Linked DNA regions of Homo sapiens: region 1 is linked to region 2. Evidence: chromatin loops called from intact Hi-C (ENCODE). Cell type or tissue: mammary epithelial cell. All regions are shown on one strand. Each heading gives the region's core, and the rest is flanking DNA. Links, peaks and the distances in the headings are about the cores only.

What was found. Peaks named below come from ENCODE experiments on the same cell type or tissue, not always from the same donor. Only the 100,000 strongest peaks of a DNase experiment are listed, where the experiment ranks them.
Region 1: a loop joins it to region 2, with 8 times the contacts of the local background. A loop is called at or near these places in 18 of 110 quality-filtered maps.

What each region holds. Positions count from the first base shown.
Region 1 is chr7:149,305,146-149,315,523 of GRCh38, forward strand. TRC-GCA1-1 (tRNA-Cys (anticodon GCA) 1-1) reads left to right here and starts at 5,045; the gene lies at 5,045-5,116. In mammary epithelial cell, for the core only: a CTCF peak has its summit at 5,247 (motif pointing right); a DNase peak (open chromatin) is centred at 5,246.
Region 2 is chr7:149,492,351-149,502,728 of GRCh38, forward strand. It overlaps ZNF746 (zinc finger protein 746), which reads right to left and starts at 5,459. Exons shown (of 7, transcript NM_001394198.1): 1 at 5,163-5,459; 2 at 1,854-2,153; 3 at 1,639-1,765; 4 at 509-622. The coding sequence starts at 5,186. RefSeq lists enhancers at 1,783-2,982, 3,777-4,720 and silencers at 4,854-4,913, 5,154-5,823. In mammary epithelial cell, for the core only: a CTCF peak has its summit at 5,460; DNase peaks (open chromatin) are centred at 4,031 and 5,411; H3K4me3 peaks cover 2,044 bases; H3K27ac peaks cover 926 bases.

The sequences.
Region 1 (10,378 bases), core at 1,126-9,125, 190 kb before region 2:
TTTTTAATTTGTATTTTATTATAATATACAGACAACTGGGTTTGGGAATCATATTACTCCTGTTTTTTTTTTTTTTTTTTGAGACGAAGTCTCACTCTGTCTCTCAGGCTGGAGTGCAGTGGTGCCATCTTGGCTCACTGCAAACTCTGCCTCCTGGGTTCAAGTGATTCTCCCACCTCAGCCTCCTGAGTAGCTAGGATTACAGGCACCCGCCATTATGCCTGGCTAATTTTTGTATTTTTGTAGAGACGGAGTTTCACCATGTTGACCAGGCTGGTCTTGAACTCCTGACCTCAGGTGATCCGCCTGCCTCGGCCTTGCAAAGTGCTGGGATTACAGGCATGAGCCACCATGTCCGGCCACTCCTAGTATTTTTAAAAAATATTGTGGGTGTTTTAGTATTTTATATTTACTTTTTGTTAGGAAAAAAGGTACATGTTTGTGTGGGAACATAGAGGCCCAATGGGAAGGGGGCAGAGAAGGAGATGAGGTGTGACCCCATCACAGAAGGGGTGACACCTAGGCTCCGGTGAGTTTTTGTTCTTGTTACATTCTCTTCCTTTTTAGAAAGGTAAGAAAATATTGACACAATAATATATCTACATGGTTCAAAATTCCAGTGGCACAGAAACAATGGTATCTCCTCTCACTCTTGTCCCCAGCCACCCATGTCCCCTCCTCGCAAGCAATTGATGTTCCCAGTTTCTTGTAGATCTTTCTAGAGTTTTTTCATGACATAAATGCAAACATGTCATCTCCCCTTTTCTTCCCCTCTACAAACAGTAGCAGGCTATGGCGGAAACACATTTTCCTTGCTTGCTTTTCTGTTTCTTCTTGGCAATCTTTCCCTATCAGTACATAAAGAGCATCCCCATTTGTAAAGGGTTGCCTGGCATTCAATTGTACGGCTGTATGTAATTTATTTAACAGTCCCCAGATGAGGGACAATTAGGTTGCTTCTAATGTTTTATAATTTAAAATGATGTGGCTACAGAATAACCTTGCAGACATCATTTCACAATTGTGTTTATAGACCTCTTAGTTTCTAGAAGTGTAATTCCTGGGTCAAAGTTATGTGCTTTTAGCATTTCAAAAGTTCTTGCCAGGTGCCTCCTTAGAGGTTGTATCAGTGTACACTCCTACCAACAACGCAGAAACATGCCTGTTCCCCATACACCCTGAATCCCTAGTGTGGTATCAGACTTTGTAGTTTTTAGCATCTTAAAGGAGTTTACCTGGAGGTCTTGGAGAATGAGGCTGGAGGAGGAGAGGGAGCTGGGGTTGCAGCTGTTGTGAATGAGGCCAGAAAGTCAGGGAAACTGGAATGGGAGGCAGGGAACTCTAGGCTCTCCAGTGAGCCGTGCTTACTCTCTGCTGCAATAACAACACTAGCCATCGTTTATGAAACATTTGCTATGGGTCAGGCACCACTCTAAGGCTGTAAGCCTGGAGTCAGACTCTTGTTCTGAAAAGGGCCAGATTGTACATGTTTGTTATTCTATAGGCAAAATAGTCTCTGTTGGCAACCACTCAGCTCTGCCTTTTTAACAGGAAAGCAGCCACAGACACCAAAGAAATGAACCAGAGTGGCTGTGTTCCAAGGAAACTTTATTTATGGATGCTGAAATTTGATTTTCATATAATTTTTGCATGCCACAAAATATTTTTTGAAGCAACAGCAAATATTTATTGAACACTTACTCTGTGCCATTAAAAAACAACAACAATTGTTTCATTTACTTTTCCCCAAGTCCCATGAGGGCCCATTTCCCATCCCCCCAACCAAGCCATTGAGAAGGGTAAAATCCATTCGTAGCCTGTGGGGCTGTGCCCCGTGACAGACCACGGTTTGCTGATTCCTGCTGTAGAGGTTCTCATTTAGACTGGATAAAGAAAATATGGTACACGTATACCCTGGAATACTATGCAGCCATAAAAAAGAATGAGATCATGTCCTTTGCAGCAACATAGATGGGGCTGAAGACCATTATCCTAAGTGAACTAACAAAGGAACAGAAAACCAAATACTGGATGTTCTCACTTAGAAGTGGGAGCTAAACATCTTCACATGGATACAAAGAAGGGAACAACAGACACCAGGTTCTACTGGAGGGTGGAGGGAGGGAAGAGGGTGAGGATCAGAAAACTACCTATTGAGTACTATGCTTATTATTTGGTGACAAGATAGTCTGTGCACCCAACCCCCACGATATGCAATTTACCCATATAACAAATATGCACATGTACCCCAAACCTACAATAAAAGTTAAAAAAAAATGAAGGTTCTCATTTAATCCTCACAATTGTAGGACCTTCTATTTTATTCTTTTTGAGGTAGGGTCTCGTTCTGTGGCCCAGGCTGGAATGCAGTGCTGTGATGATGGGTCCCTGCAGCCCCAACCTCCCAGGCTCAAGCAATCCTCCCTCCTCAGCCTCCCAAGTAGCTGGGACCACAGGCACATGCCACCACACTCGGTTAATCTAAAAAAATTTTTTTTGTAGAGGTTGGGGTCTCGCCATGTTGCCCAGGCTGGTTTCAAACTCCTGAGCTCAAGCAATCCTCCAGCCTCAGCCTGGAGGCTGGAATTACTGGTGTGAACCACTGCGCCCCGCTGTAGGGCTTTTACATCCCCATTTAACAAATGGCAAAACAGAGTCCTAGGCAGGTCCAAGAGAAAAGAGGTCTCAGTTAGCACTCAAGGAGGCGGCCACACTCACGGCTCCAGCTGGACCATCAGTAAGGAGGACCGAAGGACTCCCACCCCGCTGCGGAGCAGCCCTTTCCGCCCCGCTCCCAGAGCACTGCGGCCTCCTCCTCACTTGCTTCCTGCAGGTGAGAGGTGGTGGACAGGACCTGTGAGGGTCTGGGCCAGCCTCCTGGCTTCATAGGTAAGGAATGGGGTTTTGTGTGGTGTGTGCGTCTCAGCCTTCACGGAGCATTCCTAACAGTTCTCTACTTCGCCACATGCAGTGAGGTCCACTTATTTTCTCCTGATCTGGGCTATTTCCTTCCCTTCCCTTACTCAGCCCTCCCTCTTACTTGGGGAGCCAAGGTCTCCAGGGAAAGCTATTTATTTCGTGGCCAGAGAGGCCGCAGCCCTAGCAATCCCAGGAACCCCCACATCTGCGCAGGCCAGCCAGGCTGGAGAAGCTGGAATTTCACAGCCTGGAGGTGATCAGGCCCAGTCAGGCGGCTTCACTCTTTTCTCTTCAGTCCCTGCCCTGGATGCAGGGACCAAGTAGCCCCCCTGCGTGGGGACTGTATTAATTCCCTAGGGCTGCCATACAGGGTATTACAAATGGAGTGGCTTGAAACAACAGCAGTTTATTCTTGGACAGTTCTGGAGACCAGAAGTCAGAAGTGGAGGTGCCAGTCAGGCCTGCTTCCTCGGAGACGCTGGGTAGAGCTCTTCCTTGCCTCCTCCCGGCTTCTGGTGTGGCCTTGCTCCTTGGTGCTTTTGGCTTACAGACATTCGCTCCAGTCTCTGCCTCCATCTTCCCATGATATTCTTTCTGTGTTTGTGTCTGTCTCCTTTCCTCTTCTTACAAGGACATCAGTGATATTGGATAAGGGCCCACCCTAATGACCTCATCTTGAGCTCATTATATCTGCAAAGACCCTGTTTCCAGATAAGGTCCCGTTCACAGGTACCAGAGGTTAGGGTTTCAATGTATCTTTTTAGGTGACCCATTCAATCCAAAGCAGGGACCTTGCCTCTTGGCGAACATGCACAGTGAAGACCACCCTTGAATACCAGAGTTCGTCTCTTAAGTGGGCTATAATATGAAAAATATGGGAAGGCATTCATGTGCGAAAGCCAGAATAGGGAGAAGCCACCTGGATTTGAACCCCAACTTCTTGACCTACAGTCCAGTGCCCTAAGCTGTGGCCCCAACACATCAGCAGTTCTTATGGGTCCTTTTCTCCAGTGGGGTCACACTCAGGGCCCATGTTGACTATTAATTCTGCAAGGAGGTCCTGCTGTACTGTAGGCCTTGGGCCTCGATGCCTCTCTAAGATCCTCCCCCATTGTCTCACCCAACACTGTGCAATGACCATCCTTGAACTTTCTTGTCAAGGCTGCACCTGAATCCATTGCTCTTGCTGCCATTTTCACATGGAATTCCTTCCCACCTGCCTTGTTTAAGTAAGCCCTTCAGAACGCAAAGCCCATTTTGAATAGGGAACATGCCATTACCCTAGTTTTGGTCAGGTGTGTAATTTACACCCTCTCCTCTGTATTCCAAGAGCTATTATCATGAATTGCCATGACAGGCATTTCCACTAAACTTTTAGCTCCTGAGGCCGGGAATTGTGTGGTTGTTAGAGTCTGGGACACAGGAGGCACCTACTAGTGCTCATTGAATTAATGCATGAAACTCATCAAGGAATCTGGCTGTGCAGGGCTTCCCATGGCTCTGTTTAGCAGAGGCAGTAGGTTGCTAGTCTTTCTTAATATGTTCCACTCTGCTGAGAATACTGAGAGGCCCCTAGGGCTGCAGTGATGGTCCCCCATGGCCATGTCCTGGCTACTCCTGACTTCTTTTAGAGAACCACTTTTCTCCTCATACTATAGACATATATTCTGAGTGGAGGCAGATATATTCTTAGAAGACCTTACTCCTGAAATGGTTATACCCCTTACATATCTTAATCCTTGGTGGCAGTGGCTGCTCATGGATAGGCACAGAACCCAAGCCAAACCAACCACAGTCCTTCTCTAGAATTTTTTAGACTCAAGTCTTTTTCTCTCTGGCAATCAAAGTGTGGAGCTATGAACCTACAAATGTTGGAGGCAGGGTCTCAGCTGCGTGGAGAGTTGGGTTTGAGACATTAAAACTAACTTAAGAGGGAACCAAAGAATAAAGCTACAGGGAGAGAGTCCTGAGAACATTTGAGTTCCTGGAAGTCAGCTTCTTGTCTGATATTTACATTATATTTTATTTTCTATCAGCTGAAATTTAATCTCTGCCACTTACCATCATGTTAATACAACACGATTCCAAAGCTGAAATAATATTAATAGGAAACATAATGGCAGCAGGGGGCATAGCTCAGTGGTAGAGCATTTGACTGCAGATCAAGAGGTCCCTGGTTCAAATCCAGGTGCCCCCTAGTTTTCTTCACTTCTAGAATGCATCTTTTGGGAGACAGTATTTGAGACAAAAAAGGAGATGAAGGAGAAACAATGAAAGAAGCTTAAGAAGAGGGAGAAATGGATGCTGGGTAAAAAGAATCAACAACTGTCCACCAGAGGGAGTGATATGGTCAGGCTGAAATCTGAAAAAAAATACCTAGTTTGGCCCAGCAATGTCTGAGTTGGAGGAGAAGACAGGAAGAGATGCTAGACCACTGCAATAATGATGTGCTGAGCAGAGCTGGACTGAGTATTGTTCCTTCTCAACAATTAGCCTCACTGAAGGTCTAGTCCCAAAGCCCTTGCAATCTCTTGATATGGTTTGGTTCTGTGTTGTCACCCAAATCTCTTGTTGAATTGTAATCCCCAGTGTTGGGGTAGGGATCTAGTGGGGGGTGATTATGGGGCAGATTTTTCCCTTGCTGTTCTTGTGATAGCGAGTGAGTTCTCATGAGATCTGGTTGTTTGAGAGTGTGTAGCACTTCCCCCTTTACTCTCTTTCTTTCCTGCCGGCCATGTGAATATGTGCTTGCTTCTCACACCCCTTCTGCCATGATTGTAAGTTTCCTGAGGCCTTCCCAGAAGAAGCCTGTACATCCCACAGAACTGTGAGCCAATTACACCTATTTTCTTTATAAATTACCCAGTCTCAGGTATGTCTTTATAGCAGTGTGAGAACAAACAAATACACTTCTCTTTCCCTTCCCCCATGCTGTGGACAAAGATATCAACAAGAAAATTTTTCTTTGCTGGTCTGCACATAAGCTCAAGCTCAAAAGAGCTGTTGGCCTGGCGTGCAGAGACCTCTCCTGGAGGCCTGAGACTAGGATGATGATCATGTTGTCCCTTGGGTACTCCGTATATATCTGCAGTGGGAACAGTTCTCTGGCCCAGGAGCTCCTTGACTGCCAAAACAAAGTCTTCATCAGCTAGGGGTTCACAGAACATGACACAGATTGGAACAGGCAGGAGCTCAATAAATGTTTGTTGAATACACGAACTAGTGATGACCTTTTTAAAAATTTTTAAATTTTAAACTCAAGGGGTACGTGTACAGATTTGTTACATGGGTATATTGAGTAATGCTGATGTTTGGGCTTCTAATGATCCCATTGCCAAACAGGTAGTTTATTAACCCTTCTCCCCCTCCCTCCCTCTCCCCTTTTGGATTCCCCAATGCTTATTGTTCCCATCTCTCTGTCCATGTGTATCTAATGTTTAGCTCCCACTTATAAGTGAGAACATGTGGTATTTGGTTTTTTGTTTCTGTGTTAACTCACTTAGGATAATGGCCTCCAGCTGCATCCATGTTGCTGCAAATGATGTGATTTCATTCTTTTTTTTGTGACTCTGTAGTATTCCATGTTATATATGTACCACATTTTTTTTTGACAAGGCCTTGCTTTGTCACCCAGGCTGGAGTGCAGTGGTACAATCATGGCAATCATGGGTCTCTGCAGCCTCAACCTCCTGGGCTCAAGCAATCCTCCCACTTCAGGCTTCTGAGTAGCTGGGACTACAGGCATGCACCACCATGCCTGGCTATTTTAAAAAATTTTTTGTAGAGATGGGGGTATCACTGTGTTGACCAGGCTGGTCTCAAGCTCCTGGACTCAAGAGATCCTCCTGCCTTGGCCACCCAAAGTGTGGGATTATAAGCATGAGCCACCATGCCTGGCCCCATATTCTCTTTATCCTATCACTGGTGATGGGCACCTGGGTTGATTCCATGTCTTTTTTTTTTTTTTGAGACAGAGTCTTGCTCTGTCCCCTAGGCTGGAGTGCAGTGGCACGATCTTGGCTTACTGCAACCTCTCCCTCCCAGGTTCAAGCAATTCTCCCGCCTCAGCCTCCCAAGTAGCTGGGATTACAGGCACCTGCCATCATCCCGGCTAAGTATTGTATTTTTAGTAGAGACAGGGTTTCATCGTGTTGGCCAGGCTGGCCTTTGACTCTTGACCTCAGGTGATCTGCCTGCCTTGGCCTCCCAAAGTGCTGGGATTACAGGCATAAACCACTGCACCCGGCCTTCCATGTCTTTGCTATTGTGAATAGTGCTGTGATAAACATACAAGTGAAGGTGTCTTTTTGGCAGAACGATTTATTTTCCTTTGGGTATATACCCAGTAGTGGGATTGCTGGGTTGAATGGTAATTCTATTTGTAGTTCTTTGAGAAATCTCCAAATTGCTTTCTACAGGGGCCGAACTAATTTACCTTCCCACCAATAGTGTATAAGCATTCCTTTTTCTCTGCAACCTTGTCAACATCTGTTATTTAAAAATTTTTTAATAATAGCTATTCAGATTGGTGTGAGATGGTATCTCATTGTAGTTTTTATTTGCATCTCTCTGATGATTAATAATGTTGAGCATTTAAAAAACATGTTTGTTGGCTACTTGTATGTCTTCTTTTGAGAAGTGTCTGATCATGTCCTTTGCCAACTTTTTAATGCAGTTATTTGTCTTTTTCTTATTGATTTCTGTTTCTCATAGATTCTGGATATTAGACCCTTGTTGGATGCATAGTTTGCAAATATTTTTCCCCGTTTGGTAGCGTGTCTACTCTGTTAATAGTTTTTTTTTGTTTTTGTTTTTGTTTTTTGCTGTGCAGAAACTCTTTAGTTTAATTAGGTCCCACTAGTCAATTTTTTGTTTTTGTTGCATTTGCTTTTGAGGACTTAGTCATAAACTCTCTGCCTAGGTCAATGTCTAGAAGAGTATTCCCTAGGTTTTCTTCTAGAATAAGACATTTAAGTATTTAATCCATCTTGAGTTAATTTGTGTTTATGGCGAGAGGTAGGGGTCCAGTTTCATTCTTCTGCATGTGGTTAGCCAGTTTTCCCAGCACCACTTACTGAATAGGCTATCCTTTCCCCATTAAAAAAAAAACTATTTTGCTGAAGATCAATTGGTTATACAGGTGGCTTTATTTCAGTGGTCTCTATTCTGTTCCATTGGGCTATGTGTCTATTTTTGTACCAGTACTGTGCCATTTTAGTTACTGTAGCCTATACCATAGTTTCAAGTTGGGTAATGTGATGCCTCCACCTTTGCTCTTTTTACTTAGGATTGCTTTGGCTACTTGGGCACTTCTATGGTTCCATATGAATTAAGTTACATTTATTTATTTATTATTTATTTTTAAGACAGGGTGTTGCTCTGTCGCCTAGGCTGGAGGGCAGTGGCAAAATTTTGGCTCACTGCAACCTCCACCTCTTGGGCTCAAGTGATCCCTGCACCTCAGCCTCCTGAGTAGCTGGGACTACAGGTGCACACAACCATGTCCAGCTAATTTTTGTAGTTTTTGTAGAGATGCGGTTTCACCATGTTGCCCTGGCTGGCCTGACACTCCTGGGCTCAAGCAATCCACCCACCTCAGCCTCCCAAAGTGCTGGGATTATAAGCATGAGCCACAACACCTGGCCCCATATAAATTTTAGAATAGTTTTTTCTAATTCTGTGAAAAATGATGTTGGTAATTTGATAGGAATAACATTAAATCTGTAGATTACTTTGAGCAGTATGGCCATTTTAATGATATCGATTCTTCCAATCCATGAAGATGGAATATTTTTTCCATTTGTTTGTGTCATCTGATTTCTTTTAACAGTATTTTGTAGTTCTCTTTGTAGAGATCTTTCAACTCCTTGGCTAGATGTATTTTTGCATGTGTGGCTATTATAAATGGGATTGTATTCCTGATTTGGCTCTTAGCTGGAATGTTGTTGGTGTATAGAAATGCTACTGATTTTTGCATGTTGATTTTGTGTCCTGAAACTTTACTGAAGTAGTTTATCAGGTCTAGGAGTCTTTTGGTAGAATCTTTAGGGTTTTCCAGGTATAGAATCATATTGTCAGTGAAGAGAAATAATGTGACTTCCTCTTTTCCTATTTGGTTGCCTTTTCTTGAGTGATTGCTCTGGCTAGGACTTCCAGTATTATGTTAAATAGGAGTGGTGATAATGAACATCCTTGTCTTGCTCCAGTTCTTACGGGGAATGCTTCCAACTTTTGCCCATTCAGTATAACATTGACGTGGGTTTGTCAGAGATGACTCTTATTATTTTGAGGTATGTTCCTTTGATACCTAGTTTATTGAAGGTTTTTGTCATGAAGGGATGTTGGATTATACTAAATGCCTTTTTCTGCATCTATTGAGATGATCATATGGCTTTTGTTTTTAATTCTGTTTATGTGTTGAGTCACATTTATCGATTGCATATGTTGAACCATTCTTGCACCCCATGAATAAAGCCCTCTTGATTGTGGTGAATTAGCTTTTTGATGTGTTGCTGAATTCAGTACGATATTATTTTGTTGAGGATTTTTGTGTCTGTGTTCATCAGGAATAATATTGGTCTATAGTTTTATTTTTTTGTTGTATCTTTGCCAGATTTTGGTATCAGGGTGATACTGTTTTCATAGAATGAGTTAGGGAGGTGTTCCTCCTCCTGAATTTTTGGGAATTGTTTCATTGGGATTGGTACTAGCTCTTCTTTGTACATCTAGTGGAATTTGGCTGTGAATCCATCTGGTCCAGGGGATTTTTTGGGTAGGTTTTTAATTACTTATTTAATTTCATTACTTGATATTGGCCTGTTCAGGAATTCTGTTTCTTCCTGGTTCACTCTTGGGATGTTGTGTGTTTCCAGGAAGTTATCCATTTCCTCTAGATTTTCTAGTTTGTGTGCAAAAAGATGCTCATAGTAGTCTCTAAGAACCTTTTGTATTTCTGTAAGATCAGTTGTGATGTCTCCTTTGTCATTTCTGGTTGTACTTATTTGGATCTTCTCTTTTTTCTTTTTTTTTCTTTTTTGAAACGGAGTCTTGCTTTGACACCCAGGCTGGAGTGCAGTGGCGCAGTCTCGGCTCACTGCAAGCTCCACCTCCCGCGTTCACGCCATTCTCCTGCCTCAGCCTCTCCGAGTAGCTGGGACTACAAGCGCCCGCCACCACGCCCGGCTAATTTTTTTGTATTTTTATTAGAGACAGGGTTTCACCGTGGTCTCAATCTCCTGACCTCGTGATCTGCCCGCCTTGGCCTCCCAAAGTGCTGGGATTACAAGCGTGAGCCACTGCGTCCGGCCTTTCTTTTGTTACTTTAGCTAGCAGTCTATCAATCTTGTTTATCCTTTCAAATTACCAATTTTTGGTTTTCTTGTTTCTTTTTATGGTTTTTTGGGGTCTCAATTTCATTTAGTTTTGCTCTGATTTTGGTTATCTTTTCTTCTGCTAGCTT
Region 2 (10,378 bases), core at 885-8,884:
TTCTTTTCCCTAGCTTATTGTAAGTATCACTATGTAACACACAGAACATACAAAATATGTGTTATTGACTGTTCATAGTATCAATAAGGCTTCTGGTTAATAGGAGACTACTAGCAGTTAACTTTTTAGAGAGTCAAAAGTTATACATAGATTTTTGGCTGCGTGGGACTGGGGGCTGGTGCCCCTGGCCCCTGCGTTAAGGGTCAACTATGCTCCTGCCTTCCCTCTCAGCGTTCTCCTCTCCCTCCCCTCAACCTGTGCCCTGCCTTTGTCTCTTCCTAAAAGATTAGGTTTGCCACCTGTTTCCCTGACAGAAAGTGTTCATTTCTGGAGCATTAGCTGACTAAGTTAGAGATTAAAACTCAACTATAAAAAACTCAAGACATAAAACCTGTAAGTTTCATGTTTCTCCTCGACTCTCTCTGGAAAGATCACACCCTTTCTGGCCTTTCCGTCTCTGTTTCCTGCACAATACCTGATGCCTCCCTGGCCTTCTCCCAGCCCTTACCTGGACTGGGGTCCACAGGAACATCTGGAATCTTGGGGCCAGGGCGGCGCCAGTTGCAGGGCTCCTTCCCTTGTTCAATCTGGGAGAGGACCTCGGGCTTGGAGATGGCGTAGTCTGAGGAAAGACAGAAGGTTAGTTTTTGCCACGTTCCAGTCAAAGCTGGGGACAGTCATCCCGGAAAACCAACAATGGTCTAGAAATGAAATCTCTTGATTGTCACAAAGCAGTAGCTCTCAACCACAGGCAATTTTGCTCCCTGGGGGCATCTGGCAAAGTCTGGAGACAATTCTGGTTGTCATGCCCAGGGCTGGGGGAGAGGTGACTGGCATCTGGAGATGCCCTGAGAGGCCAGGGCTGCTGCTCAACATCCTACAATGCAGAGGATGCCGCCGACACACAGAATCACCTGGTCCCAAATGTCCACAGTGCCGGGGTGAAGAAACTGCCACAGAGCGTGCACGTTAAACAGCAGTGCACTTGTGCTGACGAAACAACCTCACGTCTGCACCTGCTCCTGCCCTCTCTAACAGGTCTCACTGCCCTCGGCTCCGGGGTCACACAGAAACCATTAGGAAGAGAAAACCAGCCCAGGAAGAAACAGAGTCCAGGCCCTTCCTGGGCAGGATTAAACAAGGAGAAGAGCAGTAGCCCCAGGGGCTGAGGGAAGCAAAGTTTTGAGGCATGAAGAAAATGTCTGCTGCAAGCAGCACCGTCTGCCCATGTTCTCCACTGACCTCGAGGCATGTTGCCGTAAGGGCCACGCATGTTTGTAGGAGAAGGCTGAAGGAAAGAGTCTTTCTCAAATGTGAGTCAATTACATACTGGATCTGAGAGCAGATGGGGCCTTCCCCGCTCCAAGTCAGCAAGAACAGAAAGGTCCACATCCCGGGCCTGCGTAGGAGAGAAGCCACCGCCGTTCCCAGACTGGCATTCTGGGAAACTCAACACAGGGAGAAGGGAGCTTTTAACTCCATCACCCAGGGCTCATCCTTCACAAAAGGTAACAACTTGCAAGGTCAACAATGTTTCTGGTGATTTATATAACACTGACATGAAAACAACTATGTGGAGGGAGAATTCTGAGGACTTGCAAAATCCCATTTAACAGAGAAATGAGTGTCAGGCCTTACCCAGGGAGACCAGCGTCTCGTAGTTGCCCCTCATCACGTGCTTGTAGAGCTCCTTCTGCCAGTCCTCCAGCTTGCCCCACTCCTGCTCGGAGAAATACACGGCCACATCATCAAAGGTCACGGGCACCTGGAACCACAAGTGTCACACTCGCTCACCCACACGCTCACGGGTTTGGCCGCTTGGGCTCCCACACCCCAAGGCGTCCCAGGGCTACCTTAGGGGACTCCCCCTTGCTGCCCGGGGGCAGCCGCAGGATCCAGAAGTTCCTGTTGCGCAGCAGGTTCTCCACGTTCTCCAGCCGCCTCTGCAGCAGCCCGTACTCCTGCAGCAGGGTCCCCAGCACGGCCCACTTGCCCTCCAGCTGGTTCCCGAACTCCACGGCTGTCTTCTCGCAATCAGCCAGCTTCTTCTCGGCCATCCCGGTTCGACCTTCTAGGGAAAGCAGGCGAGCAGCCTGCGATTCAATCTTCCTCTCCATGGCCTGAATCGTGGCTGCCATCGTCCACGGAGAAATCTTTCAGAAACAAAAGAGAAACTGGCATCACTCATTCCATCCACTGTCTTCATTGAGCCCCTCTCTCCCTAGGCACGGGGGAGTTGGGCTGGGAGTCCATATGTGTGGACAAGTGGGGCTATCCTATACCACATGCCAGATCTCAGGTTGGCCATCACCTGCTTGGGTATGTTAGGTCTATGTCTGGGTGGGTGCCTTTACTCCAGGCCTCTGCAGCACAATGCAGACCCTTATCACGGTGCTTATCACCCTACACAATAATTTCCTACCCACACCTACACTGTGGGCTCCCTGAACATGGTATTGCATCTTTTCATACCACTGTCCTTGACACATGGCAGGTACCCAGTGCAATTTTGTTACGTAAACAGTGACTTAGCATTGCTGGGCATTTTAGTGGAGAAATGGTAAACTGCAGATTTACTAGAGCGCAGCCTGCACCTCCCCTCATGATTACACAGGAACTGTCTACTGATGATGACCCAGCAAAAAAAACAGCTGGTTCACTGAAACGGCACAAACAAGAGTATTGCTCAATTTCTTTTTTCTTTTTTTGTTTTTTAAAGCATCTCATGTCCCCTTTTAACAAACATAAAAATCTAATGGCCAGTTCCTCTTCCCCCAGGACAGTCTCATTTTGTCACCTTCCCATCTGCCCCTCCCCCACAAGCTAAAATCCCCATGACTGCAAATCTCCATCAGTCCAGAGTTAGGCTTTTTGACACTGCCTGAGCCCTACAAGATTCTTTCTCTTTCCCAATTCCCACCCCCTCAAGGTAAAAATGACGGCCTCCGACATTTTTGTAGCTGTACCAGGAGCAGTGACATACCCTGCAGTCTGGTGAGGAAAGTACATATATGCCACAGTTAGACTTGTATATGGACAGCAACCATCTTAATTAGAGACGGGGGCCTTCCCTGTCATTGGAAATGTTCACATGGCGTATCAGTGACCGGCAGCTGGGACAAGGAAGAATGGGCACATTTTGCGGTGGGTAGGGAGCTGGACTGTTTGAGCCACCCACATCTGAATGTGGGACCTACAGGGCACAGAGGAGCTCCTGGTATCGGGACCTGAGGATCAACGCCTCCTTACAACATTCTGCAAAATAATTCCTCAACAAAAGGTTGGTGATTATTTCCAAAATGAAGAAGTAGCTACTAGAAACCAGTGTGGATTCACTTAGAGAAAGTCACTGAGAACTAGAATGCGGATGGACAGCTCAAAAAATAGAGACAAAAGGAGAGTTTGAGCAGAGGGAGAAACAAACTTGTCTAGGACAGTGCTTAAGATACTATCTATTTGGAAGGAAGCAGGACCCAAAGAAGGTAGGACTCTAAGGGGTCTTCAAGGCTGGGAGATTCTGGACAAGCTGAACTGTTTCTAGGCGAAAACCCCAATGCGGGTGGGAGTCTTGCTCTCAAGGAGTAGGTGGTCCTACAGCACCTGGGTGGGCCAGCGTGGTTCTGGGCTTGAGTCCACCCTCCACCTAAGGCCACTGTTCCTTCCCTCACCTCTCCTTTCTCAGATCAATCCCTGTCACGTGATCCCAGACGCCAAGAGTTTACTCCAGAAGCTTCCTTTCAACTGGTCACCAGCTCCTTATCCACTGAAATCCTACCCATCCTCCACGTGCATTATTATGGGCTTTGTGTGGCATGAAAGGGACCTCTGCTAAACTACTTTATTAAGAAAATATTAGTCTTTTACTCATGGACAACAAGGTGCATGGTTTTCTTACAGTTCTGATGGGGCCAGGAAACCCTGTGTAAGGTCTTCACACTATGTGGTGGGAGGTGGCGACTGTGCGCTGCTCACTCCAGCCCAGCTTCTTACTGACAAGTGGCTGGAATATGTGGGGCTGTCCTTGGACTCCTGCCAGGGGAGCTGAAACTCTTTGCTTGAGAGGAGCTGATGGTAAGAGGAGCCGGATCCCTCATCCACTGCCCACCCGCAGGATGAAGTCCAGGCATGCAAACCCCTTCTTAGTCTCTCTCTGCAGACTCCTTTCCCACTGCCTCCAAACCAAAACCATCTTCTCCAGGCTCATGGACTCCTTTCTGTGCCTGCACACGCCCTGCACTGTCCCGTCTCTCTGCGCCTTTGCCCAGGCACTCCTCCCTCCCTGAAAGCACCACCGGTCTAGCTGGGCCTGAAATCCTAGCCTTCCCTAAAAGCCCGGCTCAAATCACAGAGGCGCAGAGCATCAGGCCAGGAGGGGTGGACAGCGGTACCAAGAGGCCCCCTGACACTCCTTCCCCCGGAGCCCACCGCAAGCTTCCACCTGGGCGCCAGCACTCACCCCTTTCTGTTTTGCACGATTATTGCCCGCGTACCTGCCTGCCTGGTCCTTGAACACACAGCCACTGTGTGTCTTTTCACACTTTCCAGCTGGGTAAGCCTGGGCAAGTTAAGTTCTCTAGGCCCCGGGTTTTTCTTTTGTATGACAGAGATTAACACCAGTACCCATCCCACAGGCTTGCTGTGAGGACAGACTAACGCCTCAACAGGGCTTGTGGAAGTGCGTGGCTCTATATTCCCTTCCGCGCCGACCCCGGGAAGCTGGGCACGTAGTGGGAGTCGGTGTATGCGGATTCGAAGCCGGACACCTCCCAGGTGCCACCAGGCCGCTGCGGGGGAGATGGAGAGGGACCTACAGGCCGAGCGCCAGGCAGAGAAAGGAGCCGCGGGTGGGGGGGCACCCAGAAGGAGGGGACAGCGGCTGGGGCGGGGGCAGGAAGCCCCGGAGGGCCCAAAGAACTTGGCGTGGGGCGGCCCGGGGCGGGGACAACCGTTCCGCCAGCGCTCGGGTTCGGCTCGGAGTGGGGGCCCGGCCGACGGGCGCAGTAGGCCCCGGCGGACCCCGCGCCCCATTCGCGGGAGCCCCAGGCCCGGTGGTCCGGCCCGGACCCCGGAACCCCTCCCCAGGGCCTGCGGCGCCGTGTGCCGGGGCCGGGCCGCCTGGGGCCCCCAGGCCGCGAGTCCCTGCGCGCGCGGGTCGCCCTTACCGGAGCCGCGACCGCCTCGGCCATGGCCCTGCGCTGTCCCGCCCGGCCCGGAGGAAGTCGTCGTCGCCGCCGCCGCGCGCGGCACCACGCAGGCCCGGCCGCCCGGTGCTCTCCGCAGGCGGCGCCTGCCTGGCCTTTCCTCTGCCGCCGCTCCTCGCTGGCTGCCCCTGCGCCGCGCCGCCCGCAGTCGCGCCGCCTCCGTCAGCGCCCGGCCGGTCCACACTGCATCCTGGGAGCCGGCGCCGCGGCCCGGCAGACGAAGGCCCGTGAGGCTTCCTGGAGGCAGCGCGGCCGCACAGCCCCACCTGCAGCCTGAGAGGCGAACGGCAGGCGCTGCGCCCGCCTGCCCGCGGCCCCGCCCCGCCCCGCCCAGCCCCGCCCGCGGGGCCCGACGGGAGGACCTAGCGACCCCGGGCCGACCCCGCGACCCCGCGACCCCGCGACCCCGGCCGGACTGCCGAGCGCGGGGGGAGTCACTGCGCTGGCCCCGCGGCCCAGCCCGAGGACTCGGTTATTGAAAGGGTCCCCCTCATGGGACCCGCCTGGCCGCGCCCGCGGGCGAGCACGGGCTTCCGGGCAGGGCGTCCCCCGGGTGACCGCGGCCAGGGCGGCCCCCTCGCCCTGGGATGCCCGGCTCCCCTTCCCCCGCCCCACGGGCACTTCTGCTGCCCGAGGTCCTGGGTCTGGAGGTTTAGGCTATTTTGGGGAGGACAGATGTAACTCATGCCCACCTGTGTTTGAAATGGAATAAATACTTCCAACAACAGGAATATAGTTCGGTAAACCCCGGTAGGCAACCACTTAGCATTTTCTGTAATGGGTTTATTACAGTAAATTTTTTTAATGGCATGAGCAATGGGACGCAATACCATCATTTAAAATGATTTCGGTGAAGGTCTTGGTAGGAACAGATGTTCATGATGTTTTAAGAGAAAAAGCCTGTCCAGGACGATCCTGTCTTTGTTTTAAAAATAACATTTTAAAACAATATAGGACATATGTAGCGTCATATACTGCGTACATGTATAATTACAGTTTTGAAAAGTTTGGAAGCATATATATCAACATGGCCTCAGTAGTTCTATTAAAGGTCTATTCCTTTAATAGACCACGGGCCGTTTTTATGCCTTTTCTAATTTTTTCCAATTCATGTTTTTATTTTTCCATGACAAGGATAGTATTTTTAAACAAGGAGAGAAAAATAAAAATTTAAATGTTCTCAAAGAGGCCAACCAGAGCAGGGGAAGGAGGGCGCCTTGGACGGGCCCCCACGTAGTTTCAGAGGCTCATTGCCTTTCAGGAACACGACTTGCTCATCTGTGTATTCCCCAAGACTAACTAGCCAACTGCCTAGCACACACTGATAAGAAAATATGTGAGAGATCTGTAATCTTTTTCAAAGAAGGCAGACCTTACAGAATAGATAAAATTTGAGCTGGATCTTGAAGAATTGGCAAAATATTGATAGGCAGAGAGCATTTCAGACCAGAGGGTGGTAGTAGAGGTGTGAGCTGGATGACAGCCCAAAAAAAAATTGATGTAGGAAGATATAAAGCATTTTAGGGCCGGGCGCAGTGGCTCACGCCCGTAATTCTAACACTTTGGGAGGCCAAGATGGGTGGATTGCCTGAGCTCAGGAGTTTGATACCAGCCTGAGCAACATGACAAAACCCCGTCTCTACTAAAAATAGAAAAAATTAGCGAGGCGTGGTGGCACGCACCTGTAATCCCAACTACTGGGGAGGCTGAGGTACGAGAATCGCTTGAACCCGGGAGGCAGAGGTTGCAGTGAGTGGAGATCACACCACTGGGTGACAGAAATACAGTGCATTAGAAATAAAGAGACATTTTTAGTGTGCAATTTAAAAAGTTCCCTTTTGACAGGCTGAGTCGGATATGCCAGGGTCATCTCTAGGTAGTAATTTCCAAGCCTGGCTCTCAGAGCAGCTGCATCAGTCTCTGGGGAAGCTTGTGAAGGATATGGATTTCTGGATCCCATCTCATATCTACTGAATCAAAATGTCTTTGGGATGGGTCCTGAGTAATGTGGAGAAAACTTATTTTAAAAGAAGGTCTCTTTTTAACAAGTTCCTTGTAGGGGTTGAGGTAAGGGTGAAGCTGGGGCTCTGCAGACAGCCAAGTTAGGGTAATGATGACTTGCTCTGTCCTCCACTGAAGACAGGCATCTATTGCAGAGCATCTCTGGTGCTGGTTTTCCAGCCTCTATTTGTAAAAAGAACGAAGATAAACCTCCTTGGATTGATATATGAGGCTTCCAAAGCCTTTCCCTCCATTTTGGGCACAGGTGTCAAAAGCAGGCATGAGAGTTTCCACTCCTGTGCCTTTCCTCATGCTTTTCCCCTCTCCTCTTGCCCACCCGAAGTTCTCACACCTTTTCCAGACCAGCATATGCCCTAATTCTTCCAGTTAAGTCTCTCCATGCCAATCACGGCTGCAGCAAGCTCTGCATTGTCCCAACTCTAATAATTTTTATTCTCGGTGCCATTCATATGGCACTGAGAAAAAAATTACAATACAAGGTAGTAGTTCCTAACTCACCTCTTGGATTATAAGTTCCCTGAGAGCAGGGACTATATCTTATTTCTCTTGTCTCTCCTGCAGTGCCTAATACTGGGCAGGTTTAGGCAACATAAAGTAATGATTTAGTACAAGTCTTAATTGATTGCTCTGTGTGGTGTGATCAACTGTGGTCCAAAGAATCATCCCCTCCTCTGCTCTAATACTTCTGCAGCCCCTACCATCTCCACCTTCCTGCTGAGTATTCCTAGAAGAAAAATCATAAAGCATTTTCAACACACCCAGAAGGAGCCTGGAAGGGCTAGAGAACATGAGACCACATGTCAACTCAAGGTGTCAGGGAGGCAGGAAGTGTGTGGTTCATACTGCACATAGACTGTGTAGATGTAGGGACTATGGACCCATGCACCCCTATGAGTGCTTCCTATACTCCAGCAGGTACAGCAGAACAGGTGGACCTCTATTTTTCCAGCTGCTCCCTTAGGCCTGAGCTTTTCCCCTGGGACCAGGCACACAGCCTAAAAGTTCAGGCTTGGGGTTTTCAAAAAGACTGTGGTAATCATTGCTGCCCACTAAATATTTCCAGCTGGTTTCTCTTGAAGACCATGGCTGGATGGCACTTCCTGGTTTCTTCTGGCTGGGTTGGACCATGTGACAAGTTCTGGCTGATGTTTTTTCTTTCCCTCTACTATGGTAACCCAGCAATATTTGAGGAGGTGGGTGCTGTATTTGCCTGCATCCTGGAGGTGGGGGACATTGAGTAGACTCCCCAGCCATCCCATGATGAGCTACTTACAGCATGAACATGAAACTTTTTGTTGTAACATGGTTTGGGGGTTGCTTGTTCCACAGTTTAACCTAGCCTATCCTGACAGATACAAAGGCATGGTGAAAGTTGGCCAGGCATTGCAGCAGGCATCCTTGGGCTCCAGGTGGTGTCTGCTCGAGCTTAACTTCCCTTACATTGTCTGAGTGCTCTCACATTGAGCGTTACCCTGCAGCGGTTAGATGTGGTGAAGTGCTGGAGAACTTGCAGCTGGCCCTGGAGTCTCTCCCATGGAGCCAGTGCCAAGTTCCTGCCTCAAATCCCTCAGTGAAATTTGCAGATGCGGATGGTCAGGGCCATGGCTCTGAGAAGCTACCTCCTTTCCTTCTGCTGGGAGCTGGGAGACTCACAGTCCTCTGGGGTTGGCTGGCTGGAGGCCAGTGCCTCAAAAATATTCTATACCAGAGCCCTTGAGTACAGAGAAAAGTGAATGTATGTCCTGTGGGTCTGGACGCTGCCTGAAATGGCCCTTGGTGAGCCAGAAGGTGTGATAAATTGTCATACTTTAACAATCCATTAAATCTTGTCTCCTTTATAAAACTTCTGTGCTTGTTTTAATTTTAAAAGATTATTTTGATTTATTGACCAGAGTAAAAAATTTATTTGATGTTTCAAAACCCCTCTCTTGCTCCTGAAATGGGAACAATTCCCTCATCCGCCTCTCAGGGTGTGAGATGGGGGCTGCAGCTCACTTTGTCAGTGCCCCGCTGCTCAAACCTCTAGCGGGAGCATGTAGGCAGGCAGGCTGTGGGGCTTATCACAAGGACAGAGGGCTTTCTGTATCCTGGGGTTCTTGCCTTAGTGTGCCAGAAAAATTAGATCACGCGTGGGCTTGGGGGATGGGTGCAAGGCTTTTTATTAAGTGGTGGCAGCTCTCAGTGAGGTGGATGGAGAGGCCAGAAGGAGGATGGAGTGGGAAGGTGGCCTTTCCCTGGAGTCAGGCCACCCAGTGGCCGGGCCCTCCTCCGACTGGCCTCTGCTGAACTCCGTGTCGTCCCGTCATAGATGGCCTGCCGGCGTCTGCTGGTGTCTGCCCGTGTGTTCTTCTGCTGTTGAGTTCCTCTCGATGTCCAGCTGCTCGTGTCCGTGCCCACTAGGGTCTCAGGATGTTTAAAGGCACAGGATGGGGTGTGTGGCAGGCCAGGGTGGTCTTGGAAATGCCACATTTAGCCACAGAAACAGAAATACCTGTCCTCACCTAGGTCAGTGGGCACAGGCCTGAGGGTAGAGCCTTTGCCAGGGACCCTGCCTTTCTCTACCCAGCACTTTCCTGCCTCCCTCCTGTATCACTCCCACATCCCTCCTCACCCTGGACCTCCCTTTCAGGGGGTCCGTGCCTCCGTCTGAGAAGCATAGCTCCAGGCATCTCAGGTGTTGCTGAGTTTCCACCATGATGGCATCACCCTCTGCCAACCTGGAGGTAAGATCCTGATGTGGCATTAGAAAGCCAGGGGCAAGGTGGGCAAGTGGCAGATGTGTGGAGGAAGTTTCAGTGCCCTGGCATCCATGATTGCCTTTCAAGTTTTCTAGAAGCGTCCATAGCCTCAGTTATTCTGATATGGTGATGTTAAAACCTGCCTACACCTAGGGTGTTTATGACTGACAACAGCTTAGAGAGTGACCCGTCCCAGGGCCCTGGCATCTTCTCTGGGGTCAGAACTTTGAGCGACAGGAATGAACAACAGGGCATTCCAGACGCCCTCAGCAGAGTGCAAGTCTCTGCACCTGAGCTCTCCAGGGCAGGAGTGAGGTCACCTTGCGCCAGTGGAGGTGAGGTGGATGGTAAAAGAATATAGGAGGCCCTTCCATATTTGGAGCAAACTCCAAATATGGAAATATGGAAAAATCCAGA